Linked DNA regions of Mus musculus: region 2 is linked to region 1. Evidence: chromatin loops called from intact Hi-C (ENCODE). Cell type or tissue: left cerebral cortex. All regions are shown on one strand. Each heading gives the region's core, and the rest is flanking DNA. Links, peaks and the distances in the headings are about the cores only. Region 1 holds the start of Id3 (inhibitor of DNA binding 3). Region 2 has its middle 37 kb from the start of Rpl11.

Region 1 (15,873 bases), core at 3,281-11,280:
AAGGCCACCATTACCATGTGTCGCAGACATGAATTTGAATCCCTGCTTTGTCACTTAGAAATATGTGGCCATGTGCTAACATATATGTGTGTGCGTGCAAGCGTGTGTGTGCTTCAGAGCTTCGAGATCAGTTAGGGCCTCTAAATTGCATAGTTCAAAGAGAGCCAGGAAAATATTTCACGTGTGGTCTTTTATATCCGAACCATACAATTTTAAGGGATGTACTATCATCCCATTTCATGCAGAACTAAGATTTGTTTTGTTTTTCTTTTTTTTTTTTTTTTTTTTTTTTTCCCCCAACAAGCTCTTACTGGGCTTCTAATTTGTGCCCCATTCACGAAGCCGTTGACTCGGGAAAGCTGTCTAAAGTAGAGAATGAGAACCCAGACTTAGATTCTACAGGAAGCTGGCTTTCCTAAATACCTTCTCCCACTTCCTTGCTGTGACCTTGATCAACTTATTCAAGGTACACACCTTGCTGATTAGAAAAAAAGATTAGGATGTAATGAAATGGACCGGGGCACCTGGTAGGCACGCCCATAAATGATTACAACAGCAGACTAACTCAGAGGTTTCTGACCTAGGGCTAAAGTGCTTTCAGTTTCTAATGACTAATGGATTGGCTAGATGGTCTAAGCTTTTGTCCGGGCCACCTGAACTGCTCAGCCCTGGGAGTCCTGACAAGCAATTTCCTTGGAATTAGCTTAATAATGCCTCGTAGGTGTGTGATGCATTTCAAAGAAGTTTCCCATCATTATCTTCAGTCCTTGGAGGCAGCTGGGCTCAGAGAGAAGCGGCTTGCTCCACTAAAGCTTTCAATCCCTCCTTGGTCATAACCTCTAAGTGAACAGAAGGCAGACCCCCTCAGAACTGTCACCTGGTACGAATGTGGAAACTGGCTCGCTGGAGGCATAGCCTGTAGCCTGCTGTATTCAGCCGATGCAGGATTGTCATGTTTGACGGGCTCTCTTCAGAGAACACAGCATACCTTAACACACAGTCCAAGATGGATGTCACTAGAGTATTAAATTTAAGGCAAAAGTTTTCTTATGTAGAAACAGGACCTCCAGAGGTGGGGGGCCTGCCATTATTCTGCGAAATTTCATGTGTGATTTCTGAAAGATGGTCATATCTCCCATTGGTTCATCAGAAGAAACCAGACAGGTTAAAAACCATTAATCAGACTGGAAGGACAACTGGCAAGGAGGTTGCTCCCCTCTCCTCCCCTTCTGCCACGACCCTGTTTCACCCCAGAAAGCTCACTATGGTTAATGCACAAAGGGTAATGAAATGTTTGTTATGAAATACAAGTAGCACATGCCAAGGCCGACACAGATGAGATCATATAAATAGGAATCCTGTGACGATGGGGGCCTGATGCAGCCCACCTGGGGAGGAACCATGTTGGGGTGGAGAGATGGGGCATGGGTTGCCACCTTGCCTTTTACCCAACTCCCAGGCCTGCCCCAGAAATGGCCAGTCTAAGGTCCCTTTCCTGCCAACCGCAATACTATACTCATTATTCTCAAACCCCAGGTCAAAGTTTACCAAACATTAAGGGAACTTGAGTTTCCCAGCAAGCCTACACCCTGAAAAGTGGCTGCAGACCTGAGGCAAGACCCTGGGTTTGGTTTTCCTATATACAGGGTCTTCCCGCGTAGCTGACCATCCTGGAACTCACTATACATAGCAATATATATATAGTGAGTTCCAGGTTTCAAACTCAAGAGATTGTGTGCCTCTGCCTCATGAGTGCTGGGATTAAAGTACAAATCACTATACCCCCCACCTCACCCGCAGGGTTCCTTTCTCCAAGTTTGGAAGTCTGGGGGGAAGGCAGACCAGAAAGCATGAAGTTAATGGAGGCAGTTTATTTAAATACGAAATAGTTCATCCCCACACTTGACCCCGAGCCGCCAGGAAGGTTCGCCCAATCATTTGCGGCATCCATCTAAGAGCTGCTGCCAAGTTTCAAGGAATTGAAGAAATAAAAAGATTCGGTCTCAGACTTGCCGGCTGTAGGAGAGGCTCCTGTAATTGAGAGTAGGATCATAGATCCTTGCTTTCAACCTCCAATGTTTTTGGGGATTCCCAACCCCAGCCCTTCCTACTAACCAAGCCACCCTAGCCCTCAGCTTCAGCTGGGAACTTTCTCGTCCCTAAAAGGGTATGCAAATCTGCCCGCCCCAAGCTCCTAGGAGGTGGCGCAAGATGTCATACACAAAGTGTTCAAAAATGGTTTATTATGCAAAATGTTAACTTTTATAAAAAGTTTAATATACATCACATGATTACAGAAAGTCACCTTCCTGTAAAAAAGGTACAAAAGCTATATACTCTATTATAGAGTTCATAATCAGGGCAGCAGAGCTTTTCTCCAAGGAAACCAGAAGAACAGCTCTTATGCTGCCTTGGCAGAGTGCGCAGGGCAGCCACTCGCATCCCCCCACACCCTCTCGACACCCCATTCTCGGAAAAGCCAGTCTTTTAGACTTGAGTCAGGGTGGGGACAGAGTGACGTTGCCCAGCTGCTGACCAGCGTGTGCTAGCTCTTCAGGCCACCCAAGTTCAGTCCTTCTCTCGGGCTCCAGGTCCAGCCTCGAGGCGTTGAGTTCAGGGTAAGTGAAGAGGGCTGGGTTAAGATCGAAGCTCATCCATGCCCTCAGGCTTCCGGCTGGAGAGAGGGTCCCAGAGTCCCAGGGTCCCAAGCGGAACGGGCGCCAGCACCTGCGTTCTGGGCGGGGGAGGAGAGAAGAGCGAGGGAGCCGTCAGTTTCCGCCGAGCGCGCCCAGGCGGAGGATGCCGCAGACTGGCCGGCGCCAGGGAGGAAACTCGGTCTCTACCTCCAGCTGATAACTCCGCTCCCCACACTGCCTCCACCCAGTTGGCGCCAAAGGACCACAGGCGGAGTCACCACTCCCCCTCCCGCTTAGAAATAACACTAGTGGAAAGGGGGGAGGGCTTCCTTTACTCCAAGGCTCATTTGGTGCGACCCGCGCGCCCACTTGCCCTGGGCTCTGGCCACCCGGGATGAGAAGGGACAGCGTGTCTAAGGAATGCACGTGATATTGACATAGGTTCTGTCGTTTATTCTAACTGATTATAGATAAGGCTTTTGCCTTTCAGTGGCTTGGCTTTTTCCCTAAACCGACTGAACCCTAAGCCTTACAATGTTCTGTCAAAGGCAGGATTTCCCATGCAAGCCTCCCTCCTCGCCCGCGCCAGGAGAAAGCTTACCGGGAGGTGCCAGGACGACCGGGTCAGTGGCAAAAGCTCCTCTTGTCCTTGGAGATCACAAGTTCCGGAGTGAGCTCAGCTGTCTGTGAAAGAAGGTTAGGAGACGAGTTAGCCAAGGGACTCGGGGACGCGATAGGGAAGACCCGCAGCATCCCTGCCCGCACGCTCAGAGCAGCCTGGTCTGGCTCCCTCTCGCACCTGGATCGGGAGATGCGGACCGTCCGGGGGTCCAGGCGCCGGCTCTGCCAGGACCACCTGAAGGTCGAGGATGTAGTCTATGACACGCTGCAGGATTTCCACCTGGCTAAGCTGAGTGCCTCGCGGGACTCCCGGCACCAGTTCCCGCAGGCGCGAGTAGCAGTGGTTCATGTCGTCCAAGAGGCTAAGAGGCTCCTCGGTCGACGGGCTCTTACCGCGGCCTCGCGCAATGGCCAGGCTACGTTCCGACAGGCAGCACACCGCCTCGTAGCAGCCGCGCACCGGGCTCAGCGCCTTCATGTTGGAGAGTAGAGATAGAGAGGGAGGAAAAGAGACACCTAAAGCAGCAAACAGTGCGCGCACGCCTGCAGCGGCCGACTCTTATAGAGTCCTCTCTAGGACACACCCCCTTATTCAAAACAGACCGCCAAGGGTCCACCCCCGCCCGCCCTGGGCACCGCCTCCCCGGTCCTGGGCGTTCACAGTGGGTTTAAATTGCTAACAGGCTTCCTTAGGCTGGTCTGACGCCGAGGACAGCGGAGCCTCGGATGCGAGGAATGAGGAAGCGCTGATACCGAGGAGAGGCGGGGCTCTTGAGCCAGCACAGATTTGAAAAAAAAAAAAAAATCACTTAAAACCATTAACTTTTAAGAATATGCCTTTTCTGGAGGCGCCCAAGTTCTCTGAGGTCCCCTCCCCCCAATACTGGTTCGAACCCACAGCTCTGAGGTCATAAATCCCTTGAACAACTAAAGATCTCTCTCTCCTCTCTCTCTCAAGAATTTTCAAGGGAAACTTGTAAGGAATTAGTGCCGCCTTGTTCCCCAATTTGCTGCTCGTCTGACCTCCAGACTCACTGGCGTCAGGAATTATCTTGTGACCAGAGGGGGAAAAAATTAATTGCGGTGAAGCTGAGGTTACAATGAAGAAAACAGATTTGGGCTAGGCGCTGAGATTGCAGAAGAAGGAGGGAAAGGGAGGTCTAAGCAGAGAACACTATTTATTTGAGCACCAGGGGAAAGAGGATAAGAGCAGTCTGGACCCAGTCCTTTTCCACGGAGAAAGAAAAAGCATGGACCGTTTCCACCGAGAACTCCTTTAGGAACTAAATGTATGCCCGGTTGTGCTTTGGAAGTGAATTTGATTAGGATTTTGGACAAGGTTTCAAATATGGGGGTGCTTGCTGCATAAACCCTTTTAGAAGGTCCCCTCCACGGGCATACATAGAACCAAATGGGTCAGCTGTCTAGCGTTTGCTTCCTCGTTCTGCACAGCCTCCCTCCCTTTGCACACTTTGCACACTCTGTAGAAAACAATAACAATTTCATCGCCGCGTTGTCTGTCCCTTTCTGTTGTGGAAGGGCAGCCACCTGGACATGATTATTCCTCGTCCTGCTGAAGTAGCCCCAGCCACCCATCTGAGAGAGCAGGAGAGCAGCCAGCAGGCAGGCAATCCCATATTGCAAAAGGACAGTGCACTCTATTCTTTGCCTGGCTCTGCTTCCCAGACCCCGAAGCCTCAGCAGTTCCAAAATTCTGGTTTCCATCTTGGGAGAGAACAGGTGGGGTTTTGCAGCCACGAGATTGCTTTCTTAATCAATCAGCCTGGTAAATATTTATGGAGTTGCTTCACATGAAACAGAGGCTCCTGCTCTCAAGAATCTCACAATGTCTGGGGACAAGATTAACACAGGAAACAATTAAGTGTTCAGTAGTGTGTGGCACTGATCAACAGGACAATGGGACCTCTGAGCTGGGACAGTTCCAATAATTGGAAGGACATCGGTCTAGGGAGCCAAAGCCCTGGGTTCAATCCGGACAGCTCTGCTATTTACTGGTTATCGACACATAATCTTGAGCAAACCCAGATACCACGGCTTTGATCAGCTGTATGAGGAGACAGACAGAGAGAAAGGGCACTGAGGGATTGTTATAAATACTTTCTGACTCAGAACACCAGATGCTTGTGTGACAGTTGGACAAGGAGTGTGGACCAGCACAGGGCCGGGGACAGGGCATATAAAACGAGTCCTGTATCACATCACAGGTAAGCCAGTCTCGGAGCCTCATTCTTTTCCATCATACCACAGGCCCCTGTGTCCCAAGAAAGAAGTCTCTGAAAAGTTTTCTCCTGGGAATATTCAAGTTCTCAAGGACAGCTATTTCGGTAGAAGACAGAAGAAGGTCTAACCTGAGAAAGCACAAGGCAGTCTCTATGCTGAAGAAGTTAAATGCCAGCTATTTGGTCACGGGAAGAGAAATCTCCTCCGTGGCTGTGTGGACTCCCGAAAACTGAACAGAGGAGCCTTTCTTTGGCTCTCGTGAAGACTTCTGTATGTGTGTGCAAAACAGTCAAGTCAGGAGCGTCTAGAAAAAATCATGGCCTTCAGTGCCTGGCAGACCTATGTTCAAAACTTAACTTGTTTTATTTCACTAACGGTGTGAATTTGGAATAAATTATTCTCTGAGCCTCAATTTTCAGGCCTGTTAAGTGGAGCTAATGAAAATGACCTCGTTTATTTATTTACCTTACATTTATCTATCTATCTATCTATCTATCTATTTTTGAGACAGTGTTTCTCTATGTAACCCTGGCTGTCCTGGAACTCTCTGTGTAGACCAGGCTGGCCTCGAACTCTGAGATGATCTGCCTCCCTAGTGCTGGTAATAAAGGATCCACCACTACACCTGGCTCTGACCTAATTTATCTTTAAAAAAAAAAAAAAAAAAGCCTTTGCTCCCAGCACTCAGAAGGCAGAAGACAGCTTGAGTTCCTGGCCAGCCTGGTCTACATAGTGAGTTTCAGGACAGCCAGGGGATGACTAGTGAGACCCTGTCTCAAAAAAGGAAAGAATTTTAAACACCTCTTCTGTGAGAAGGGCACACTCCCTGGTCTGCATTAGTTCATCATGGGGCCAGATGTGCGGTAGGTGCTTCGCCCACCCAGGTCCGCTCTCTCTTCTCCAGTCCTCCACTACAGCCTCTGTTGCCTCGGGGTTGGATAGGAGATTCTCTGGTTTTACAATTTGCAAAGTACCTTCACAGCATTTATTATTTCCTCATGATGCTCCCAGGCTGAAATGGCCATAGGCTGTGTGGAGATAGGTCAGAAGGGGTTATCAAGCCGCATTCAGTCCTTTCCACGCCAATAACTTACCTTTGGACACAAATCCTTTTTTCCAGAACCTTACTTTGGGGGAGGGGGAGGGGAGGAGTAAATGGCCTTTAAGGGTCTTTTCTGACCTAAGAGTCTAAGTCTGAAAGGAGTGGGTTTTAGTCGGGTTGGGATCAGTGAATAGAGTTTAAACCCCAAAGACTCTCTCTTGCCTGCACAGCAGACTGGTCGGCTCGCCCCGGCCTTCTGCAACTTGTTTAGTGGTGGCGGGGCCTCAGCCTCTTACTCCAAACGCCTCTGAACTTTCTGTTCCCAGTTCTGCTCCTTTTACCAGCATTTTCCCCCCTCTTGCATTTTTTATTTTTATGAAAGGATGTCATTAAGGCTTTTGTCTGCGCTGTTTTTGTTTCAGAACTTTTCCCACAATCCTATTTTTTGTTGAGGAATCCGCTCCTTTGCCCAGCTGTGGGTCCGGGTCCCACAGCTGTGTTGATCTAAGACTCAGCCCCAGACAGCCTGGCGCCAGGGTGGGACGTCATGCGTTCACACAGGGATGCGTGTCCCAGGCAACCTTTCCTCGGGCAGTCACCGGCCGGCGACTGCCTCTCCCACCAATGAGCGCCGGACACCCGAGATAGGGGCGGGGCCTGCGCCACCCCAGCCGGCGAGCGGCTTGTGAATAGCAGATGCTGAGACCTTGATAACGTCCCCTGAATTGGGGCCCTTTAAAGCCCCCCTTTCTCTTTTAGTTCTTTTGTTTCTCTCTTTTCTTTCCACCTTCCTCCTTTCTATCTGAACACAGATAACTTTTCTTTTTCCTTTTCCCCTCTTTTAACTATCTCCTCCTAGTGTCAGGAATCATTTTGTAAGCATTTCCAGGAACTGCATCTTCCTCTGCCAAAATTATAAAAGGGGGAGAAAAAAAGCCAATGTTGTGCTTTCTGATTTTTTTTTTTTTTGAGCTGGCAGAACTGTAAGCTATTACTGTTTCGGCTTTAGAAATTTAAGACGTGGTGGTAGTGGGGTCTCTCCGCTGTGAATTTCAAAGTCAATGTCATGATGATGAGGATTGCAGATGTCTTGCTTAAACTGGGCTTCTGTCAACCTAGCTGGTTATCTTTCCTCCATGTGTAGACGCAGGGATCCAGGTGACCTGCCGTCATTGTCCAAGGTCATGTCGAATGTCTATGGCTGCCCTGTGGCCGAGATCCAGCCCTTCTGCTCCCCTGACTCCCTGACCGCTCTGGCCCTAGTTCTCATAAATGTTAATGCTCTATGTGGGTTCAAGGTTCACAGAAGCTGTATTTAAAAAAAAAAAAAAGTGTGAGTGACCTATGTGTATATAAGTGTGGTCACACATATGCCACAATGTGTACATGCCACAGAATATTCGAGAACATCATAGTACAACTTTTGGAAATCGAGATGTTTCCTTCGACTCTGGGTCCAGGGATCAAATGCAGACCTTCAGGGCTCCAGGGCGAGCACCTTTATACTGAGCCATCTTGCCAGCCCATGCGTTTTCTGACATCTACCCATTTTTTTCAGAGAGCGGCCTTTGAGATGTTCTGGAAGCTCTCCAACTGTACCTGGAAACCTGTCCCTGCTCCCCTCAGCAAATTTGAATCCCAAAGTACAACCCAAGAACCAAAGGATTCAAGGAAGGCACACGAGATCCTGGCGTTGGCCCGACTATCCACCCTCACTGATAACCTTGTCTCACCTCAGTTACTCCTTACTTATTAGCTCCGTAGAATTGGGAAGAAAATTGTATTTACCACCTGACAGCTGAGAGGACCAGAGGGGACAGAAGATGGGAAGTGGAAACCTTTCTGTAATATGATGTGTTCGGTGGGATTTAGGGTGCCCTGGAAGTTAGTCTTCCTCTGGAAGTAGTTGCCAGAAATGTAGGCATTACTAAGAAAGACAGTATAAGGAACAATGAGGGAATGGAGGGACCTAAGTTCTTAATAGAGGTGGAGATTGGAGGGGGGGGGGGTGTTAAGTGGCCTCTTAAACACTTCAGACACACTCAGAGCTGTCACTACCTCACTGCTGAGTCCTGCTTGCCAAGGACTGTTTACCTAATCTTTGTTGGTTTTTTGTTTGTTTGTTTGGTGGGTTGGTTGGTTGGTTTTGTTTTTACAGCGCTGGGGATGGAACTCCTGGCCTTGTGAGTGAGAGGCAAGCCCCTCACAACGCTCAACCTTAGCCCCAGCCCTGCATTCTCTCTGCGACTGTTTGTTCTGAGACAGAGTCTCACAGTGTAGCCTAAGTGGTCCTCAAACTTTAAAATTCTCTCACCTCAGCCGCTCACTGCTGAGATTACAAATGTGCTCCACCATGTCTGGCTTTATTGACTCATTTTCTGGACGAATAGAGAGAGGCTCTAAAAGGCGAGTGTGCTTGTGTGCAGGCCTCATAGCTACTAGGTGATAAACCCAAGGTGTCCATCCTGTCTGCAAAGCATTCATCCTTCTGTGTGTATTCATTTTCTTCCACCTTTCCAAAGGTACTCTTGGGAATTATTGTTATTGCATGTATTCATGTATGTGTATTCGTGCATGTATGGTGAATGTGTGGTGGTCTCTTCCTCCACTGTGTGACTCCAGTGGAACCAAGCCCGGGTCCTCAGGCTTGGTGACGAGCAACTTTGCTTGATGAGCCATTTCACCAGCCCCTGAGAAGGTCGTGTTCCCCCAGATAGAGAAAAGCCAATTGGACCCATTAGGTAGGGTGACAGATAAGGTGTATTTATGTAGGTGCTTGGGACAGAACTCAAGAGCCTTGCACACATATACACCCCAAATCTCCACCACTATTACCATTCCATCCATCCTTCCAGGGAGACACTTCTTCAGAAGTTACACAGTGACTGCTGTTAAATTTAGGGGTCAGTTTTGGAGCTGACTGCCTTCTTCATCTTTTGGCCACACTGAGTCAGGCAATACCACCCTAAAGTTAACCCCTTACTCTTACTTCACCAAACAATGAGTCATGGGATGCCCCAGGGCTGTCTCTGCTTCTGCCATCGGGTAAGCCAGAAGGAGGTATTTTCTGAGCATCAACCCCATGTGAGATATTTGTTTTGTTGAGGGGAAGCTGTAGGTGTTTTTGAGTTGGACTCTAACTCTGTAGCCCAGTGTGGCCTTGCATTCATCGGTGTCCCTTATAAGTACTGGCAGCTTGAAATCTTTCAGGCCAGGGCCAGGTGGCCGATACTTAACAGTCTCAGCACTCAGGAGGCAGAGGCAGGAGGATGTTTGACAAGGGAGTGTAGTGAAACCCTTCCAGGGATAAAGGCGCTTGCTGAGCAAACCGGGTGAGGCAAGTTCAATCTGTAACACACGTCAAGCTGCAATAAGAAAATTAATTCTACAAAGTCGCCCTCTGAATGCCACACTCGTGCCGTGACATGTATATCCTTATATATATCACATATGCACATGCCAACAGAAAAGAAATCTTAATACAGCATGCTTCACTAACTCGAGGGTCTTGCTCAGAGGCCAAACCTGTCTTCTCTGTATTGTTCCAACTTTAGTATCTGTGCTACCAAATCGAACACACACACATACACACACACACACACACATGAGAACACACATACACACACATGGAACACACACACATGGGAACACACACATGGGAATTCACACACATGGGACACACACACATGGGAACACACACATGGGAATTCACACACATGGGAATGCACATACACACACATGGAACACACACACATGGGAACACACATACACACACATGGAACACACACACATGGGAATTCACACACATGGGAATACACATACACATGTGAACACACACATGTGAACACACATGTGAATACACACATGGGAATTCACACACATGGGAATACACATACACATGTGAACACACATGTGAACACACATGGGAATTCACACATATGGGAATACACATATACACACATGGGAACACACGCACACACATGTGAAAACACACACACACACACACACACACAAATGACAACTGAGTTCAATTCAGTCCCAGCAATCACCAGCAGCTTTGGGATACACCACCACTTAGAGACAGGACTTGTTTTCATTCTGGTGTTCTTTTGAGTCAGGCCTTTCTGTGCGCCGCTCCCTCCCCAACCCCCGGCTGGCTTGGAACTCATATGTAGACCAGCCTAGCCTATAACTTGTGGAGATCCTCCTGCCTCTGCTCCCTGAGTGCTGAGATTGTATGTATACACCACCAGGTCCTGGCCTGTGGGGTTAAATTGGAAATGCGGGGCCTGGGAGGTGGGGGTTGGGCAGAGAGAATATAGTATGGCAGTGGAGTGGCCGTGGGGTTTGATGCGCGCTGTAGTTAAAATAAAAATATAAACATTCAAATTCAGGTTGTCCTTTGGCTCTGTCACTTCCAGCCCTAAGGCTCCCTGCTGAGGATAGCTGAGTTTGGGAATTCAGGAAAGGTCCCAGAAGGAAGGTGAGGTCCAGAGTCCACAGCAAGGAAGGACAGAGACAAAGAAGACCTTGAAGAGCAGTGTCCACCCTGCCCAGACATTGTCCTGCTTTGGCCTGAGGCCCAGCACCAGTTCAAAAGCTGCCAGGGGAAGGAGATGGGAGGGGAGGGAGGAATGGGCCTGGTGACAGGGTTAACCCTGCCAGAGAGGAAAGAGACCCCCCAACCCCTAACCCTCCCCCTCCTCCCCCTAGCCCCTAATCCAGCTCTGCAGAGGGCTGGAAAGACTGGGGTGCCAAAAGGCAGAGGCTGAGCCACAGCTCACAGGGAGCCTCCTGCAGGCCACAGTGCTCCAGGATAATAGTGCGCCACCAAGCTGACTTCTGTGTTGAAGGCTTCTGCTGAGTGCCAGCCATGAGCTGACAGCTCATTTGTTTCTCCATGTTTTATGAGACAGAGTCTTGCTATGTAGTCCAGGCTGTCCTTAAGTTTTCCATCTTTCTGCTCCAGCCTTGTAAGTGCTCTGATTATAGGCCGTGTCCCTCCAAACCTAACTGAGCAGACAGTTTACACAGATCAGCATGGATCAATCCTCACATTGACTGAGGCTCCGAGAGGTGAGGGAACCGCACAGCTGTCTGTCAGGAGTCCAAACGGTGAGGGTTGCGAAGATATGCTGTGGGCATGGAATTCTAAAGGAAGCCCCCTTTGAAGCCTCACAGAACGTTTGGGGTCAAGCATTCTCTGGTGTGAGACCTCCTGAGTGTTAGTTGTGTGTCTGGGCTTCAGGGGAAGATTGCACGCAAGCCGGATTAGATGCAAGATGCTGATTGAGAGAGGAATGCTTGTCCAGCACACAAGCGACCCGTAGCGCTATCCCCAGCACCATAAAAACCTAACAAATTAATGGCGCCCAGCCCTCTGCAGAGCTGCAGCCCCAGCCTGGGGGCAGACTTCTATGTGCCCAGCCCAATGTGAGTCGTCTTCTTGCAGTCTCTTGGCCAACGGCACTCTGGTAGCCTTTTCCTCCATTCCCTCCCCACTGCCACCCTCCCTGAGCGCAAACCGCACCCAGGCTGTTCCTACAACCTATAGCCCTAGCACACCTTCATGGGCAGTCCCAACTTGGCCTGTACCACGCGACCGGGCTGTCCCTACCGCCCTGGCCCACCTTCCCGGGCACCCTAGCTCGGCCTGCACCCCGGCAGCCCCCACCCCAGTGTTGGCGCGCAGCTGCGGGACACACAATCGCCCGCGCCTCCTCCCCGCCCCCCGCGCAGCCCCTCGTTCAACAAAAGCCGCTTTCTTTTCCCACAACAGATTAAAGACCAGGAGGGGGTGAAAAATAGCTTCTCCAGCCAGTGGCGGGGGAGGGGCGCGGGAAAAGCTGGGGCTTTGGGGACGCTTTGATGGCGAATGTGTGGGAAACCCGGAGGAATGTGGCTGCTCCGACGGCCACAGCGGGGCCAGGCGCCGCCAGCAGGGTCCGCCCCCGGGGACCTGGGACCCGCGCCCGGCCCCGCGCGCCTGGGTCTCCTGCCAGCGCTCTCTCCATCGTCCGCCCCTTTTCTCAAACTCTGACTTTTCCATCTTCCCTTCTACTTTCTCTTCTGGTTCTCTCATCTCTAGATTCCCTCATTCCTGGCCCCAATTCGTCGCTCTCCCCAGGCCTTTTCCCGAGTCTGCACATCCATTTTTGTTTTCCCTCCCTCTTTGTCCCGGACATTCTTTCTGAGCCTTTGTTTCCGCGCCTCTATTTCAGTGGCGCCTTCTCAGCCTCTGCCTGTGGTTTCCTGGGTTCGGGGGTTTGATGGATTCAGCGTGTCTCTGTTGCGGTTTCTCCTGCTTCATTGGCCAGGGCTGGGAAGAGGGCACAGAGGGAGGTGGGTGGTTGTTTCAACACCTCCTCACCATGAGTGAGAGCAGATCGGGGCAGAGCTGGAAAGGCTAGGACAACCTCGGGAAAGACACTTAGGGAGACCAAGCCTGCTACGTCGAGAGAGAAACAGAGCAGAGGGCCCTTGAAGACCTCCAAGGCTTTATCTCTGGCTGTGTTTAAGTCTCTGAAAGGAATTCCTGGGCCAGCACCGGATGGTGACTTTAGGACCCTGGTGGGAAGTGGGTTGTGCCCTTCACTAGTCCTTAAGCAGAAGAAAGGGGGACTGGCTCAAGACAAGGACTTCTAGGTGGTTGAGGGCAGAAACATTTCCAGTAAAGAACTGATGTCCCCAAGGAATCTCAGCCCGGAATTCTGCAAACAGAACTCCCAGGACTGCCAGCGTAGCAGAGCCCTTGGTAAAGCCGCCCCCCTCCCTGGGCATCAGTCTCCACACTTGCAATATGGGATATGGGATGCTTGCTTAGATCGGGGGCACTCAGCTTTTTATTTTACACACATATCCCAAGAGTCAATAGATAGCAAATGTGTTGTTATATTAATCTGTTTTCTCATTTTGTCTGTATGAAAGACAGGCATTCCGTTTGGGCTCCGATTAACACGACCCATTATCACTCTTAGCTGGTCTAATCTAAAGGGCAAGTCCACTCCAGCTAGACACCCGGGCTAGTAACCTGGGCAGCAAGGCTCCACGGGACAAGATAGGCTTTGGAGTCAGGCAGCTTAGGCTTGAAACTGGAATCTGTGACCTCGGCCAGGTCACCCTCTCCCTTGGATTTCCTTCTCTGTAAAGAAAAGATAGTCACAACATCCACCCCACGGGAGTGTGGTGAGCCTAGTGCCAGATACAAGCACTCAAGGCAACAGACATTAAAATGTAAGAAATACGGTGGGCTGCTGGCGGCTGGCAAGGTGGCTTCCAGGACTCATGTGGTGGAGGAAGAGAAAAGATTCCTAAAGATTGTCCTCTGACCTCTACAAGTGCACAGGAAACATCCCCTGTCCACATATGAACCACAAATGTGAGCCACATATGTAACTTCACATTGCCCAGTAGATACATTTAAAAAACATACAGGGGGCGGGGGGGGGGGGGCGGCTGTCCTCCAATGAAGAGAATTTGCAGAAGGTCCCGTTTTCAGTTCTTAGCAAATCAAAGATTAATAAGGGATTTTTGTTGTCGTTTAAAGAGGACATCATGGCAGGGTGACACAAGCTTGTAATCCTAACACATGGGAGGTAGAGGCAGGGGGATCAAAAATTCAGGTGTTCAAGGTCAGCCTGGGCTACATGGGACCCTTGTTTCAAGAACACAAAAATAAATGAATAGATAAATGGATAAATAATATAAGGAAGCATGAAATTGGCTTTAATTATCATCTGAGCTTATTATTCCAAAACATAATTGATATAAAAACTAATTTTTTTACACTATTTTTCACAGTAAGTCGTTAAGATGCAGTGAGCATGTCTCAGTTTGGAACAACCACATTTCAGGGGCTGAATGGCCAGCTAGGACCCTGGCTACTGAATGGACAACACTGGTGGACATTAAGAATCACTGGGCCTTGAGGATGGCTGGTATCTTGACACACGAAGAGAAGGAAGCTGGATACAGGATGATGTGAGGGCGACTTCATGAGACAGAATGGACAGGGGCCAAGGGGAGAACTGACTAGCCAAGACTGGGTAGGTAGATGGGGGTGGGGCATCTGGAGAACTTTGGGAGCCAGGCTTAAGGGCATCTAAACAGATAAAGAAAAGGGGTCCCAACAGGTTGGGGTGACTGTCTAGATGGACTGCACTTTATTGGGGATGTAACTCAGCTCTTGCCTAGCATGCATGGGACCTTGGGTTTAATCCTCAACAGTGGAAAAAGGAAGCAGAGAGTGAGGACAAAGAGAGGGAAGGAGTGGAATGGGAGAGGGGGGAGGAGGACAGGGAGGAGGGCAAGAGAGGAGGGCAAGTGAGGAGGGAGGGCAGGAGGAAGAAGGGCAGGGAGGGGGAGGAGGGAGGGGAAGATAGAGAGCTGCTTTATTCAGGGAGGGAAGCGACTAAGTACTCTGGGTACTTTAACTCTGATCTCATTGGAGCCTCTCCTGGGGCTGGAGCTGAGTCTCACCTAGGCCTGCTGGAATCCCGGGTTTAGGACTTAAAACTGGGGGAGGTCAGCCTGGGCTACATGGGACCCTTGTTTCAAGAACACAAAAATAAATGAATAGATAAATGGATAAATAATATAAGGAAGAATTTTATTCTTTTGATAAAGAATCAAAAGAAAAGAAAAGCTTATTAGTATTAGCTGCCCATTTTAAACAGCTCCTATAATCAGATACCATCCTAAACTCTTTGTATTAGTTTCCTCAGCAAACTCTCACACATTGCTCAACAGAATATACTAAAACAAACAAAACATGGGCAAGGGGCTGGAAATGGCTCAGGGGCCAAGGGTGCTCACTGCTCTCCCAGAGGACATGGTTCTATTCCCAGCATCCGCAGGAGACAACTTACAACTACCTGTGACTGCAGTTCCTGCACACATGTGGCACACAAACACACGTTTTGAAAAGGCTGACAGTGCTTGTTTTTAAGGTAAACCCAAGTGTACTATGTGACTGAGCAAGCTCCTCCCAGCTATGGGATACCCGGAGAAACAAAAGCACGTCCACTCGAGGACGTGTAAGGACGCTCATGGCCACAGTTCCATAACCACCGAGAAGCAGAAATGACTCAAATGTTCATAATGAATGACTACATCACCCAAATATGATAGAGTCACACAATGGAATATTATTCAGCCATTAAAAACGACTGAAACATGCAGCTTCATGGACGGACCTCCAAAACGGTGCTAAGTAAAACAGAACTCTCAAGGTCACATAATGTATGGTTCCACTTATGTGAAATTTCCATAAAAGGCTAATCTAGAGAGACACAGAGTAGATTCGTGGTTGTCTGGGGCTGGGGGGCGAGGCAG
Region 2 (15,873 bases), core at 2,501-10,500, 48 kb after region 1:
GTCATCTGAGCAGCAGCCAGCCTGGAATCCAGGGCAGAGGCAGCTAGACCTAGTCCTCCAGGGCCCTTTAATCTGCTCTTCTGATTTGTCAAAGAAAGATCCAAGGGCCTTAGGGAACCACAAGTCAAGGATTTCTCAAACATGTATTTAGTACCCACTAGGGCAAAGTATTCTTGCAGGGGAGAAATGCACACCAAAGCTGCATTGTCTTTTGGTTCTGGGGGTTGAGTCTGGGTGGCACAAAAGCTCCAAGGACATATTTTCTGACTCTCAACCTGGGACACACGACTCGCATGGACTTTCTCAGACCCAAGTTTTATTTGTATAAGAGGCCTTTAACAACCAGAGTTCTGGGTGGAGTTGTGCCCTCCACCCAGATCCGCTGAGGTCTTGCTCACCCCCGAGCAACTCAGACGCTGGCCTTAATTGGAAGGAAGGTTGATGAAGATATGGCTGTTAAGGTGAGGTCAGGCTGTGATGTGGCTCAGCTGCTAGGGCACTTGCCTCACATGTACCTGGGTTCAATCCTCAACACTGCATAAAAAAAACATGCAGTGGGGCTGGCGAGATGGCTCAGTGGATAAGAGCACTGTCTGCTCTTCCAGAGGTCCTGAGTTCAATTCCCAGCAACCATCATGGTGGCTCACAACCACCTGTAATGAGACCTGACGCCCTCTTCTGGTGTGTCTGAAGACAGCAACAGTGTACTTACGTATAATGATAAATAAATCTTTGGACGAGAGCAAGCAGGGACTGAGCGAGCGAGCAGAGGTCCTAAATTCAATTCCCAACAACCACATGAAGGCTCACAACCATCCTTACAGCTACAGCGTACTCATACACATTAAATAAATAAATAAATCTTTTTTAAAAAATGCAGTAGAACATACCTGTAACCCCAGTAGGTAGTCAAGATGATCCCTGGCTACATAGTGTTTTTGAGAGCTTTGGCTACATAAGACCCTGTCTCAAGTAAAAAACAAAAAAGAAAAAAAGAAAGAAAGAAAGAAAGAAAGGAAGGAAGGAAGAAAGAAAGAAGAGGAAAGGGAAGGGAAGGGAGAGAAGAGAAGAGAAGAGAAGAGAAGAGAAGAGAAGAGAAGAGAAGAGAAGAGAAGAGAAGAGAAGAGAAGAGAAGAGAAGAGAAGAGATATTCAGGGGTGGAGTGAGGCCTTAACCCAAATATGACTGTCCTCTTCCTATAAAGGGCGGAGACACAGGGTGAAGGGCATGTAGTGTCAGAGGAAAACATTGGATAGAAGTTGCTGAAGACTGAGGGATGCCCAGGCTGCCCGTAAAAGCAGGAAGCATTAAAGAAGACACCTTCAGTTTAATCTCCGAGTCCTCAGAGCTGGGAGGGAAGAAAGTCCAGCCTTGAGTCTGCCTGATAAACTCATCAGATAAAGACACCTGTTGGCAAGCCTGAATACCTGAGTTCGATCCTCAAGTTCCACATGGAGGGAGGCAGAAATAGATTCCTGTAAGTCCTCCTCTGACCTCCACACATGCACCTTTGCCTGTGTGCACCCTTCCCACAATTAAAAAAAATAATAATAATAATTTGGGTTTGTTGTTGTTTTGAGACAAGGTCTCTGTGGGACCTTAGCTGCCCAGGAACTCACTCTGTAGACCAGGCTGGCCTCAAACTCAGAGATCCATCTGCCTCTGCCTCCCAAGGGCTGGGATTAAAGGCGTGCGTAATGCTGCTGCTGCTGCTGCTGCCACCACCACCACCTCGCCTGCCCCCCACTGTATTTGTTTTTTAGAAACACACTTCAGCTTTTGGGCACCTGTCTGTGGTCACAACAGCCCAGGAAGCAAACCATAGCATCAACATAAAATCACTTGTCTCTTGGGTCCCATCTGGTTCCCAACTGGTCATGGGGTCCAGGGGTCTCCCAGAACAGATGCATATAAGTTCCGCTGAGTTCCCGGATCAGGGTGGCGCTCCGATGGACTCTGCCTGGGTCTGGCTGCTCTGCCTTTTCCCTGCCCCTTCCAGTTTTAGCTCCACTCACTGGCTTCCTGTTGTCCTCCCCGCCTGGCCTGATGCTCGCTTGCTCGAATCCCTTCCTGCCCAACACCTGTTCCCGTCTCTTCCTCCCTGGGTGGTGCAGGTGAGAGCAGCTAAGCCCAGTTTCCTTTGTGAGTATGCATTTATCTGTTTTGGCTTTACTGGGGATTGAACCTAGCATCCCTTCATTCTGGGCAACCATTTTACCACTGAGCTATGTCCCCAGTCCAGGCGGCTTCCCTAGCCCTGTCGGATACTCACAATAGTAGTTCTTCCCCCTCCCCCCAGCAGGGTCGCTGGAGGTTGGGAAGTCACAGCCATTCTTTTAAGTGCGCAAACCTTAGGAAGAGCATCCTGTTTCCTCATTGTAGACAGTATCAGTATTTGAGCTTCCCGATGCCCCTGTTGGACTGAGTTACCCACAGGGTATGTATGGTTCCTGTCCATACCTGGACGTCTCATGGAAGGAAAGGGGCTATCCTTGTAGCTGTGTCCAAGCACACAGCAGACATACAAAGAATGCTTGTTGCTTGAGCCACTGAGCAGAGAACAACTGGCTATATAGCCAGGAGGTTTGGGGACATCTTTCATAGACGAGCTTATGTATCCTTCAAGAAGTGAAAATTCCCCGAGAGACGGAAGCAGGGGCTGAGCAGAACTCTGAACCGGCACCCCAACCTCACCCCAGATCCAGCTTCCACCCTCCCTCGTTGCCCCCCACATGTTGTCACCCACGCACACCCCAGACACCGGCTTCCTTTGAGTCACATTTTCCATGGCTAGGTGGGGTTGAGCACGTGGCAGGTGAAAAACTGTCCTCAAGGTGTCTTTTTCCTGCCCAGTTCTCAGCACACCTGCAGGCTTCCAGTCCCTGCCGACTGGATCTATCCACTGCCCCCAACTTCAAAGGCTCAAGGCCAACTGGAGGCCAGAACCCCAGAGGTTACCTAATGTTTCCAATCAATGCAGGACAGTAGAGTCCACCTCTGGACTGTGGGACTTTGGCTAAGCTCCTGCCTCCCTTTCCCATCAGTGAACAGTCCCTAGGACTCACCTGGGCCAGGGAGGGAGGACAGTGGGACACTTGAGGGAGCAGGAAGGAGTCTTGCTGTCATGTGCCCTGTCTGGAGTCAGCAGGCTCCTGTTCTAACCTCCCCAGAAAAGAGCTCACATAACATCTGGGGACAGGCAGGAGCTTCTAGAAGTGAGAAGGATTCTCCTCTCTAGGCCCAGTGCTGTGCCAAGTCCTAAAGGGCCATCAGCAGCATTGATTACAATATTGGCAGGGCAGGCAGTGAGGGGCACTCTGGTGGGGAAAGCACCAGCCTGGGAATTAGACACCTGGATTTGGCTGGCTGCCTCTCTGCATGACATATGCACGGCCTCTCTCTGGAGGTCTCGCTGCCTCTGGTCTACAAGAAGGGCTCCCACTCTTGATGCTCCTCAGGCCTGGGACCGCTGGCTGCTTTGCTGAGAGAGAGAGCAAAGGCTGGGGCAGATTTCCAAGTGGAGTCCGTTTCTAAGTCAATCCCGAAGCCAGGGATGGAATCTCGCCTCTAGGCCAAGGCCAATCCCCTTTGATTTCCTCCCAACGGCTTCTATCCCAGGCCCTTTGATTCCCTGTCAGTCCCATTCATGGCCCATCTCACCAGCCAGGACGTTCCTTCCTCCCCCAGGGCCCCCACACCACCACTACCTCCCCGCTTCTCCTTCTGGAGAAGTAACTTGGTAAGTGGATGAATGGGTGGGTGGACGGGTAAGACGGATAGGAGAATGAAGAAACTGGAGACAAATAGGAATGGAGGGGTAGGGATAGGTGGGTGACTCTGTAGGACAGACGGCGTACCGATGAATGAAGAAGCTGGAGTAAACCCAGCAGCTGGTCATTACTTTGAACACACTACAGCTTCCTTGAAGTCCTGCACCCACTGGGGTTGCCACGGAAACCTCCCCTTGCTTGTATCACTCCGGTCCCCAGCTCCTGAGCATGGATGTGGGTCTAAGATTCCCTCCCCGATTCTACCCATGAGGCCCTGGGGTGAACTGCCCACCAGAGAATCCTACTCCCCTGTTCCACGGAAACAGTTTCCAGCCTCACATGTGGACCCTCTGCATACACGCTCTGGCGCAGGGGGCAGGAGTCTCTGGGTGTCTGGGCTCAGAAGGAATTGCTGGTGGCAACAGGAGTCAAAATGGCGGCTATTCTCCATAGCCCAGGGAGCCAGTGTGCCCAGCCCCTAGCTGCCCTCCCAGATAATATGGATAATTAAGACACTGAAGTTTTTTTGTTCGTTTGTTTTTTGGATTGGGAGTGTGTGTGTGTCTGTTTGTTTGTTTTTGTTGTTGTTGTTTTATGGAGACGGGGTTTCTCTGTGTAGCCTTGGCTGTCCGGAATTCACTCTGTGGACCAGGCTGGCATCAAACTCAGAAATCTGCCTGTCTCTGCCTCCTGAGTGGAGGCGTGTACCACCACTGCCCGGCAAGACACTGAGTTTTAATTTATTTCTTTATTTTGAATTTCTAAGGAATTAATCCCAGGTTTGCACATATTAGGCAAAGACAAAGTTATTTGGTTGTTTGGTTTTGGTTTTGGTTTGACATAGAGTCTCTTTATGTAGTCCTGGCTATCCTCAAATTCACTCTGTAGACCAGGCTGACTTTGAACTCACAGATCTGCCTGCTTCTACCTCTTAAGTGCTGGGAATCTAGGCAGTGCCACCATAGCCTGCATTGTTTAAGAGCTAGGGACAAAACTCAGGACTCTGTTCGGGCAAGCATTGTACCAACGAAGCCACATCACCAGTTCCAGGCATACTTTATAAATAAGAAAAAAATGCATAAAGTATATGCCAGTAATGTAATTCCAGCATTGGGGAGGCTGAGGCAGGAGAGTATCTACTTTGAGACCACCCTCAGCAATAAATAAGGAAGAAAGGACAGATGTGACAGAGAAAAGAGGAGAGAGAAGGGGAAGGGACAGAAGTGTGAAGGAGATGCCTCTTAGAAGTGTTCCACAGTTTAGGTGTCTGTCTCCCTGTTTTACCAAGAGGCTCCTTGAAGAAGGCACTGTCCCTTGGTCATCTGCCCCAGGAAGATACATGGCAGAAGTCAACTCAGTGAATAAAGACATGCATAAGAACTAGGCATGGTAGCACAGGCCTATTGTCCCAGCTACTTAGGAAACTGAGATAGGAGGATCACAAACTCAAGACATGCTTGGGCTGTAAAGTGTGCCCAAGAGAGCCTGACAACTTGGGGAGACCCTACCTCAAAAAGTAAAAAGGGTTGGGAGACAGAGGCAGGCAGATTTCTGAGTTCAAGGCCAGTCTGGTCTACAGAGTGAGTTCCAGGACAGTCAGGGCTACACAGAGAAACCCTGTCTCAAAAACGAAAACAAAAACAAAAAACCAAAAACAACCAACCAACCAAACAAACAAAGGTAAAAAGAGGGCTGGTGCGTGGGGCCTGATGGGTAAAAGCAAGCATGATGACCTCACGGAGAGTCCCAGAACCCACATAAGAAGCTGGATGCAGAGCCTGCAGAGTCCAGGGGCTCCTACTTAGAGATGGGAGCAGAGACAGAGTCACCTGGGAGCTGGTTGGGCAGCTAGCCTACAAAATGAAACAAACAAACGCAGCAGCAGAAATGAGAGTATCAACGCTGGAGCAGGAGAGGTGGCTCAGTGGTTGAGAGCGCTGGATGCTCTTCCAGAGGACACAGGCTTGATTCCCAACACCACATCAGTATCTCCCTTCAACTGCACAGACACCCACCCAGTCAAAACAGCCATAAGTAAACAAAACATTTAAAAACAAGATGATCAATCCTTAAGGTTGTTCTCTAACCTCTACTCATTAGCTATGGTACACACATAACAACAAAATTAATAAGGGATGGAGAGATGGCTTGGCGATTAAGCTGTTCCCAGCACCTAAGACACTCACAGCCACCTTTAACTCCAGCTCCAGGGCATCTGACGCCCTCTTCTGGTATCCACAGGTACTGCATATACTTATGGCATATTTACACAGACAACAGAAATAAAAATGATGAAAATAAATATTTTAAAAGTAATTAGCCGGGCGTGATGGCGCACACCTTTAATCCCAGCACTCGGGAGGCAGAGGCAGGCGGATTTCTGAGTTTGAGGCCAGTCTGGTCTACAGAGTGAGTTCCAGGACAGCCAGGGATACACAGAGAAACCCTGTCTTGAAACAACCCCCCCCTCCAAAAAAAAAAAAAGTAATTAAAAGGCTGGAGACATGGCTCAGCAGTTAGGAGCACTGACTGCTCTTCCAGAGGTCCTGAGTTCAATTCCCAGCAACTACATGGTAGCTCACATCCATCTGTAATGGGATTGAGTGCCCTCTTCTGGTGTGTATGACGACAGCTATAGTGTACTCACATAAATACAATAAATAAATCTTAAAAAAAAAAAAAAGTAATGAAAGTAAAAAGTTGACTGGACCTGGTAGATGCCTTGTATCCCAGCACTGGAGGAGGCATGAGTTCAAGGCCAGCCTGGTCCACATAGTCCAATCAAGGCTACAGAGTGAGTCCCTATCTCAGAAAAATCAAATAGACTGAAGAGATGGTTCAGGGGGTTAGAATACTTTCTGATTCTTCAGAGGACCCAGGTTCAATTTCCAGCACCCACATGGTGGCTCGCAACCATCTGTTAATTCCTGTTCCAGGGGTCTGTTGCCCTCTTCTGGTCTCTGTGGGTAATTTGTACATGTATGTGTACCACCACATGTAAAATAAAATGAATAAATGTAAAAACAAACAAACAAAGAAACAAAAATAAAGGAAAGCTGTGGCTATATGAGGTAGTGCACTGTGGTGGCATGCAAAAATAAATGAATTACCAAAAAGCGCAGATGAATTTGAGTAGATTTTCTCCCATCCCCAACGCCCAGGATGAATACAGGGCCCAGGTAGAAGACATCTGACACATTTTTTTTTTTTTAGTTTGTTCAATGCATCCTGAGAGCTAAGGTTTAAGGCCTGGAGGGTGGGACCCAGGCCAGAGACATGCCCGGGGCCACCCTGAAGCATCGACAGCTGCACATAGCCAACCTGGGTCAACCCTGCAGAAAGCCATGAGGGCTGAGTGCCAGCTGCTTCCGCTTTCTTGCCTCACCAGGAGCCAAAGGAGAAAGGGCATCGCTATCACCCACAGGCCACTTGTCATAGCATAGGCTAGGTTAAGGACAGCTTTTGGTGGCCAGGCAAATGAAGAACTCTGGCACAAGACAGAAGACAGTATCCCAGGACCTTGGTTTTGTTTTTGGGGGTTTTTTGTTTGGTTGGTTGGTTTTGGTTGTAGTTTTTTGGAACAGGGTTTCTCTGTATAGCCCTGGCTTATGCTATCCTGAAACTCCCTCTGTAGATCAGGTTGGCCTTGGACTCACTGAGATCTGCCTGCCTCTGCCTCTTCAGTGCCACCACCATCTGACATTTTTTTTTAAGATTTATTTATTATTATACATAAATTTCACTGTACCTGACATCAGACACACCAGAAAAGGGTGCCAGATCTCATTATGGGTGGTTGTGAGCCACCATGTGGTTGCTGGGATTTGAACTCAGCACCTTTGGAAGAGCAGTCAGTGCCCCTACCCGCTGAGCCATCTCACCAGCCCTGACATTTTTTTTTTTTTATCTTTTTCTTTTTTCCAACATTTTTTTTTAACATTATTTCCTCTGTGTGCAGACATGCGTATATCATGCTGTGTGAAGGTCAGAGGACACTTTACAGGATTCAGGTTTTTTTCTTTGACTATATGGACTCTGGGAATCAAACCTAGGTTCGGGGCCTGTCGGCAAGCACCACGACCTGCTGAAACACATTACGCCCCCGATGACTTTGAGAACACCTCTGAGTTCCCTTTTAGAGGGCAGCAAGAGGCTACAATTATAACCATCACCCCTGGGCTCCTACTGTCTTAGAAGCCATGTCATCCCATTCTCCAGTGGTGGCAATGGAAGCTCAGACAGTCCAAAGAACTTGTCCACAGTCACACACAGCAGAATAGAGTCTGGCACCCAAGTCTTATGGCCATCCTGCAACCGTATGCTGTTCAGCATCCTCTCTAGACCCAAACCCTCCGCAGAATGAATGATCTGGTTCCATCTCAGAAGGTCAAATGGCTCCCCCAGAGCTGCACAGCTGTTGGGGTGGAGAGGGACAGGAAGCAGGATTGCAGTTTGCTATTAACTGGAGCAGGTGACAGGCAGCTTGCATGGTGGCAGCCTCAGGGATTTTTTTTAGCCCCCCCCCCCGTGGGTGGAGCCACCTCTCACCAGGTGCCTCCAGGAATAGCTGCCCAGCCTCAACCACGGGGTTTAGAGATTGAGAACTGGGCAGCGCCCTCAGTATCCTTTCTGCCTCCCTGACTTGTAACTTACAAGCTAATCGTCAGCCAAGTCCCTGGGAGAGTCACACCTTCTCTTCACACTGTCACTGCTCTATCACGGTCCCCTAGGATTGAACAGTATCTGCAGGTAGGTATTATGGGATGTTCGCTTTCACAGGTAAAGAAAGAGCTGAGACTCAGAAAGGAACCAACTTGCCTGTGGCCACAGAACAACTCACACCCTCGGTGCTAGGCCCTGACTCAGGCAGCTCTGAACATGCCTGCCAGCTGAACTGGTTCAGACAGGTCACTTCCTGTGTCTTAGTGTGCTCATCTAGATAAATAGGGATGACAGCATCTACTTCTTCTTGTTCCAGTTCAGCTAAAATGAGTGACATACACTATGTGTGCTTAATGCAGCAGATAGCAACGGCTGGGCCGCAGCTCAGCTGGCAGAGTGTTTGCTGGGCATGCACAAAGCCCTGAGTTCAAGCCCTGGCACTACAAAAATGGCCGTGGTGGGGCACTCACCTGTGAGGCCAGCACTTAGGAGGAGGACACAGGAAGATGGGAAGTTTAAGGTCTTCCTCGACAACATAGGGTGTTCAAGGCCAGCTTGGGCTACATGAGACTTTCTTTGAGTGACATACAAACCAACCAGCGGGTAGAATCAACGGTGTGGGGTTAGTGTTCACTTGCCAGCCATATCCTAGGAGGCCAGAAAACTGTGCCTCCGTGTGACTAAGCGGCCACCGAAGGGACCCTGAACTTCACTTTTTATGTCCCTCCCTCTTTTGCAGACAAGGAAAAGCAGCAGCTAGCTGCTCAGGCCTCCAAAGGTCCTGCAAAGCCGGGAAGGCTGCTCCCCAGTGGGGGAGCTAAGCTGGTAGCACTCTCCGGTCCTTGACAATGCAGGAAGCCCCCGGTGTAGTGATTGCTGGTATTGTCCCACACAATGCTACAGACTGCAACAATACAACAATCACAGAGAGGTTTATTTCCATGGGCTCCACAATCATCCCAGCCCAGGGGAGGGGCCTGGGGGTAGAAGAAGAGGCTCCCAGGCAGGATGCGCAAGCAAACAAGCCTAGAGGACCCGCAGCTGGGGCCCAGGTGCAGGAGAGAGAGTGAGGCAGGAAGCGGGCAGGCCATGCTTTCTTTCCTCTTCTTTCTTATTTGTTTGAAAAGCCACTTTACTTTCTAAATCGGTCATTGTCACCCGTTGGCCCCCACCCCACCTGGGCCAGGGCCTCCGGTGACAAGGGCTCAAGAGGAAGCTCAAGGGGACAGGGCCTCAGCTCAGTGGGATCTGAGGCTTCATCCTCCGCAAGGACCTCATAGGCCACCGCCAAGTGACAAGACTCACTTGGATGTACCTGCCCGAGGAGTCAGCATGAACTGAGTCCTGCAGCTTCAGTTGCCAGGGATGGGCCGGCCAGGGGACTCTATAGACAGGAGGAAGTTGGTAGTGGTTAGGGGTTACAGCTCCTGAGGTCTGTCACCCTGGCAAATCTTGCCGCCTCTCTGACCTCTACTTTCTCACCTGTGCAAATGGAAAGCCTGAGAAAATGTAAGATGATTAAACACAGAGAGAAGCACTGTCATTAGCGGGGATTATTAAGGAAGCCACCAGCCCACAGGCATTTGACAAAGTATTTCATTCAACCAGCATACACAGGACTAGGTAGATGAGAGAGGAGAAGCGAGCTGGGAAGCCCAGCAGGAAGTTCTCACAGCAGCTGGCCCAGGTTTTGCAGGACAGGAAGAGAGCATGATTGAAGACACCGTGAGGGGCCTGGACATTCGTGTGGGAGGTTCAAGGCTTCAACTTTACAAACTTCACCCAGCTGTCCCTCTAAGCTCCAACTACCTTGCTAGCCAGGGGCAGCTGCCAGGAGCCGGGTCTAGGACCTGGAAGTGTTGGTAGCTTTGCTGATGGGGGACAGAAGGAAATTAGCAAAAGTGCCAGACGAAAAAGAGGCCTGTGTACTGATATACTGGATGGATGGATGGATGGATGGATGGATGGATGGATGAATGGACTGATGGGTGGGTAGATGGGTTGGAGGGTGAATGGGTGGGTGAGAAGATGGATAGATGGATGGGTGGATGGGTGAATGGATGGATGGATGGATGAGTGGATGGCTGGGTGGGTGGATGGATGAGTGGATGGCTGTGTGGGTGGATGGATGAGTGGATGGCTGGGTGGGTGGATGGATGGATAGATAGGTGGGTGGGTGGATGCATGGATGGAGGAATGAATGGATGGATGGGTGGATGGCTGGGTGGGTGGATGGATGGATAGGTGGGTGGGTGGATGCATGGATGGAGGAATGAATGGATGGATGGGTGGGTGGGTTAATGGGTTCATGGGTGGATGGATGGGTGACTAGATGGATAGATGAATGAATGGCTGGATGGATGGCTGAGTTGGAGGGTTGATGGAAGGATGGGTGGAAGGATGGATGAGTGGATGGGTGGGTGGATGCATGGATGGAGGAATGGAAGAAGGAATGAGTGGATTGATGGATGCCTCCATAGTGCTGAATTCACAAGTTATCTTCTGTATCATGTGCCACACTTTCTCCTATATCTGTAAACATTTACATGTTCCTGTACATGCAAGGACACGTGTGTATAGGTGTACATGCATGTGCATGGGTGTGCATGTGGAGGAGCCCTGACCACAACCTTGGCTGTCATTCCCCAGGTGCTATCCACCCTGGCTTTCATTTTATGGTTTTATTATTATCGTTGGTGGTGGTGTGTGTTTGAGACAGAGAGAACACGTGCTTGTCTAGGTGCGTGCCACCGCATTTGTGTGAAGATCAAAGGACAACTGGCAGGAGTCAGTTCTCTCCTCCCCTCAGAGGGCTCCAGGGGTTGAAATCTGGTCATCAGGCTTGAGTGGCTTTTGACCCAGGCCCTTCCACTGGCCCCATCTTGGTTTTGGAAAGTCTCCCACTAACATGGAACTCACCAAGGAAACTAGCCTGGCTGGTCAGGGAGCTACAGCCATCTGTCCGTGGTGCACACTATCTTTAATCCTAACCCTGGAGAGGCAAAAGCAGGAAGATCTCTGTGAGCTTGAGGTCAGCCTGGTCTACAGAGTAAGTTCCAGGCTACTCAGGCCCTGTCTCAAAACACAAAGAACACACACGAACACACACACACACACACACACACACACACACACACACACACACAGGTTCTGGGGATTGAACTCAGGTCTTTCACATTTACCAACGATCTATATGGCTCATTTTCCCTTAACCATCTCCACCACCCAGGGCGGTACCTATAGGAATATTATCCCCATCTTACAGATGAGGACACTGAGGTCCAGAGAGTAGCAGGAAGCCATTCAGTCTAGGACACAGAGTTAAGAAACTGCAGATTGGAACTGGAACCCTGGCACCCAGACCACAGGAGCCACGGGTTTAGTCACTGCCATAACTATCCCTCCTTTATGACTGGGACTCAGCACATCTTTTTGGGCCTCCCTTACCTCCATATGAAGATGCTCTTGCCCCTTTCTGACTGCAGCTTGTCATGGGGACAAGACACCGCTGTTTGGGGGTCACTGATACCTGTGACAGTCTTTCCTTACCCCTGTCCCGGTTTCTCCTGGTTAAGGGTGTAAAAGGTATATAGGGTGACCATAATGTCTGCACCTCAGTTATTCTTTTTAAAGTCAGAGAAACATTTGGGGGGGGGGTCCCAGTTCTCTTTTTTTTTTTTTTTTTTTTTTGGTTTTTCGAGACAGGGTTTCTCTGTGTAGCCCTGGCTGTCCTGGAACTCACTTTGTCGACCAGGCTGGCCTTGAACTCAGAAATCCGCCTGCCTCTGCCTCCCGAGTGCTGGGATTAAAGGCGTGCATCACCATGCCCCGCTCAGTTCTCTTCTTTCATCATGTGGGATCCAGGGTTGAACTCAGGTCCTCAAGCTTAGAGGCCAGGGCCTTTACCCACTGGGCCACCTTGCTGGCTCAAGCTACTACCTACATATCTGTTTCCAGACCTTGTGGCTGCCCTTGATTATACCCCATAAGGTGCCTAGAACGTCAGAGAGAGGGAGAGGAGGGTGAGATGGCACAGGGGTGCTCAGGACCCACAGACACTGCCACTGCAGGGGCAAGGACACAGGGGTGCCCTTTGTAAGTAGTGGGCATTTAGAAAGGAGAGAAGGGTAGAGCTGGGTGTGTCCAGTACCCCACATTCTAAATGACATCCACCACAGCTCATTTGTGACCCAGTCGCTTGCCCCTTTCTGGACTCAGTTTCCCCATTACAAATCGGATGCAGTAGCACGCTCACAAATAAAATTGTTTTTTGGGGGGGTATTAGAGACTGAATTTAGAGACAGAAGCCCAGGAGACCCAGAAGGGCTTCTAAACGCATTCCTAGGTCACCCCCTCCCCTTTCTCTGGGGTGATGGTCAGAGATGGAGCTCCTGGGATAGAGCTGAGGGCTTGCAGCAAGTGCTTAGACCTCAGCTGCTCCTTGAAGTTCTAGTCCAGTTCTAGTCTAACTTGGGTCTTTGCCTGTACAATGGGTCTGAAGATAAAATATCCCCTCATTCCCACTCTCCAGATGAGAAGACTGAGTTGCCACAAGGCCTGGGACTGATGGACGTCAGTGTCCCAGTCCTGCTCCCTCTGCCTCACCTTGGGAATCCTGGCTGGCCCCTCACCAGGCCTGGCATGCTGTCTGCTGCTTCTCACCCAGTGACAGCTCGCTCTATTGAGGCTGGCCCCCCAAGCCAGCCTTGGTGACCCTACTTAGGACACCTGACCCTGAACTGTTTTCCAGCCTGTGTTTTTCTTGTTCCTTTGCTCTGTTTTGTTGTTGTTGTTTGTTTGTTTGTTTTTTCGAGACAGGGTTTCTCTGTGTAGCCCTGGCTGTCCTGGAATTCACTTTGTGGACCAGGCTAGCCTCGAACTCAGAAATCTGCCTGCCTCTGCCTCCCGAGTGCTGGGATTAAAGGTGTGCGCCACCACGCCCGGCTTCCTTTGCTCTGTTTTGAGACAGGGTCTTGCTGTATGGTTCCAGGTTGGTCTCACACGTGTGCAATCTCTAGGGTTACAAGCATGTACATTTGGAGCAAGAATTTAATCCTTCTACCTGACAGGTGTCCCCAGCTCCCTCTCAGTTCCTTTCTTTGGGGTGAGCTGGGCTGGCATCCACTCTGAAGCCCCACCCTCTGATCAGAACAGACAGGCCAATCACAAAACCGAATCATTTTCCTTCGCGTGGGTCTGGACATGTGATACAAGTTAGGCCAATCAGAATCCCACGCCCTGGGATTTTCGGCTGGAGCACGTGTTGAAGGCTGAGTCTCCTGAAATGTGAGCGAATGGATTGTTGATTAGTCGTCCCTTCCTGGGATTAGAGCGGAAAGGGGTCTGGTGGAAAAGCCAGGGTCGGAGAGATGGTTCAGTGAGTCCAGGCACTTGCGGCCAAACCCGCTCACGTGAGTTCAAACTCCAGATTTACATGGTCGAAGGAGAGACACCTCTCCTGCAAATTACGCTCTGATCTCCACATGTGCCATAGCGTGTGCAATGTAGTTACTGGGCTCCTGTAAGGAGCGTGGGTGAGCCCCAAACAGCCAGCCACGCAGCGAGAACTCCCACCCAGGCAGGCATCAGGAGACAATCTCTCCTAGCTGCACAGATGGAGTTCCCTGCCCCCTTCAGTTAACTAGTTACCATCTTTGTACTGTAGCCTCTCCAGAGACCGCGCACAGCTTGGGTGGAATTCACTGCAGCTGGAAGGTGGGTAGAGAGGGAGGGTCTAGTGACCAGCAGACCCAGTCTTATTGGTGAGCGGGGTCACATGGAATCATAAAATCACAGCTGCCCAGATTAAGACGGTAATGACTGCCCGGCGGTGGTGGCGCACGCCTTTAATCCCAGCACTTGGGAGGCAGAGGCAGGTGGATTTCTGAGTTCGAGGCCAGCCTGGTCAACAAAGTGAGTTCCAGGACAGCCAGGGCTTTCAGAGAAATACTATATCTCGAGAAAACCAGAAAAAAAGAAAAAAGAAAAAAGATGGTAATAACTGTCGGGACATTATGGAGGCGAAGGCAGAGGCAGGTCGTTATCTGAGTTTAAGGACAGTCTGGTCTACATAGAGTTTTGGGGCTAGCCAGAGCTACATAGTAGGACTGTTTCAAAAGGAAATAGAGAAGAAAATGGCGATGACGACTTTGCTGAAAGGACAGAGTTCCACAGGAGATAAACCAACGACATCATTAGAAACCCTGGATCCAGCCATGCCTTAAGTTTGACTCACACTTGAAACTCTAAGATAAAGGAGCCACTTAACTTTTAACTTCTTCCCCTTTATTTTTTTAAACTAGTTTGAAGCGGGTTTCTGGCAAAACCAAGATTATTGGTTAATAGAGCTACACGCTCTCCTCTGTGCAGCTGACATGGGCAGTGCGCAGTTACTGTAGCGGTAGTAATGTACCTCTGGGGGTCTCAAAGGCCATCTCTCCCTGTTCTGTTCCTAGTTAAACAAACCAGTCAGTGCTGTCCCCGCCCCTCTCCTGCTGTCCCCACCTCTCTCCTGCTGTCTCCGCCCCTCTCCCATACTTTGACGTGTTCACTGCTCTGTTCCAGAAGGTTCTTTGCTTGTGCATTCGTATCTTTTCACTCCCCCCCCCCCCCCCCGCCCCATATCATCTCCTTCGGTTCCATGCCAACCTTCTCTTTATCTGTGGCTGTTGCTGCAGGAGCCCTAGGGCCTGGAATTTTGCGCATGCTCGGCCAGCATTCTGAGCCACATCCTCAGCCTCCCAGCGTGGCTCGTAATAAAACCCTTGACCCTGTAGGCCTCTGGATTCCACCCAAAAGGAATAATTACAGTTCAGTACAGTGTATATATAAGTGTGGGGTGTGTTTTCTTGTTGCTCTTTAGATCTCTTTGCCTAGTCAGGGACGAAGTCAGTAACCAATTTTACAGATAAAAATCTTCGTCTCTGAACTAGGTTCTGACCTAAGCGCCCTACTTTCCAGATGAGATGAAGACAAAAGAAACCCGGTGTCCTTGAGTCGGAGGGAATGGCAGTCAGGGGCAAAGACTAGGGATGAAGGTACTATAGCCATAACCAAGAGGCGGCTGTTGTATGGCTTTCGGTATGCCGGGCACCCACCTAGGTTATCTCAGAGTGACCTTGAACTGAGTACTGAGTGGCCAGAATGACCTTGAACTGTCTGTCCTGCCCCTGTCTCCCAAGTACTGTGGTTACAGGTGTGTGCCACCACACCCAACTCTGTCTTCTTCCTCTTTTTATAAGATTTACTAATTTTGTGTGTATGAATGTTGATTGTTTTGCCTACATGGATGTTTGTGTACCACGCTGTGTGCCTGGTCCCCAAAAAAGGCAGCGTCAAATCCCTTGGAACTGGAGTTACAGATGGTTTTGAGCTGCCATGTGGGTGCTGGGAGTCAAAACCAGGCCTTCTGCAGGAGCTGGCAGTGCTTAGCCAACAGAAC

What was found. A loop is a pair of places that touch in the nucleus more often than their neighbours do. Peaks named below come from ENCODE experiments on the same cell type or tissue, not always from the same donor. Only the 100,000 strongest peaks of a DNase experiment are listed, where the experiment ranks them.
Region 2: a loop joins it to region 1, with 2.2 times the contacts of the local background. A loop is called at or near these places in 5 of 42 quality-filtered maps.

What each region holds. Positions count from the first base shown.
Region 1 is chr4:136,131,741-136,147,613 of GRCm38, reverse strand. It overlaps Id3 (inhibitor of DNA binding 3), which reads right to left and starts at 3,792. Exons shown (of 3, transcript NM_008321.2): 1 at 3,436-3,792; 2 at 3,238-3,320; 3 at 2,222-2,734. The coding sequence starts at 3,735. The coding sequence ends at 3,261. It overlaps Gm42329 (predicted gene, 42329), which reads left to right and starts at 5,396. Exons shown (of 2, transcript NR_168524.1): 1 at 5,396-5,482; 2 at 8,099-9,019. In left cerebral cortex, for the core only: a CTCF peak has its summit at 7,212; DNase peaks (open chromatin) are centred at 3,851, 5,205 and 7,115; H3K4me3 peaks cover 2,479 bases; H3K27ac peaks cover 4,874 bases.
Region 2 is chr4:136,082,804-136,098,676 of GRCm38, reverse strand. No RefSeq gene overlaps it. Among named protein-coding and RNA genes, the nearest start is that of Rpl11, 37 kb to the right of the region's middle. In left cerebral cortex, for the core only: a CTCF peak has its summit at 5,991 (motif pointing left); DNase peaks (open chromatin) are centred at 3,605 and 3,871; H3K27ac peaks cover 206 bases.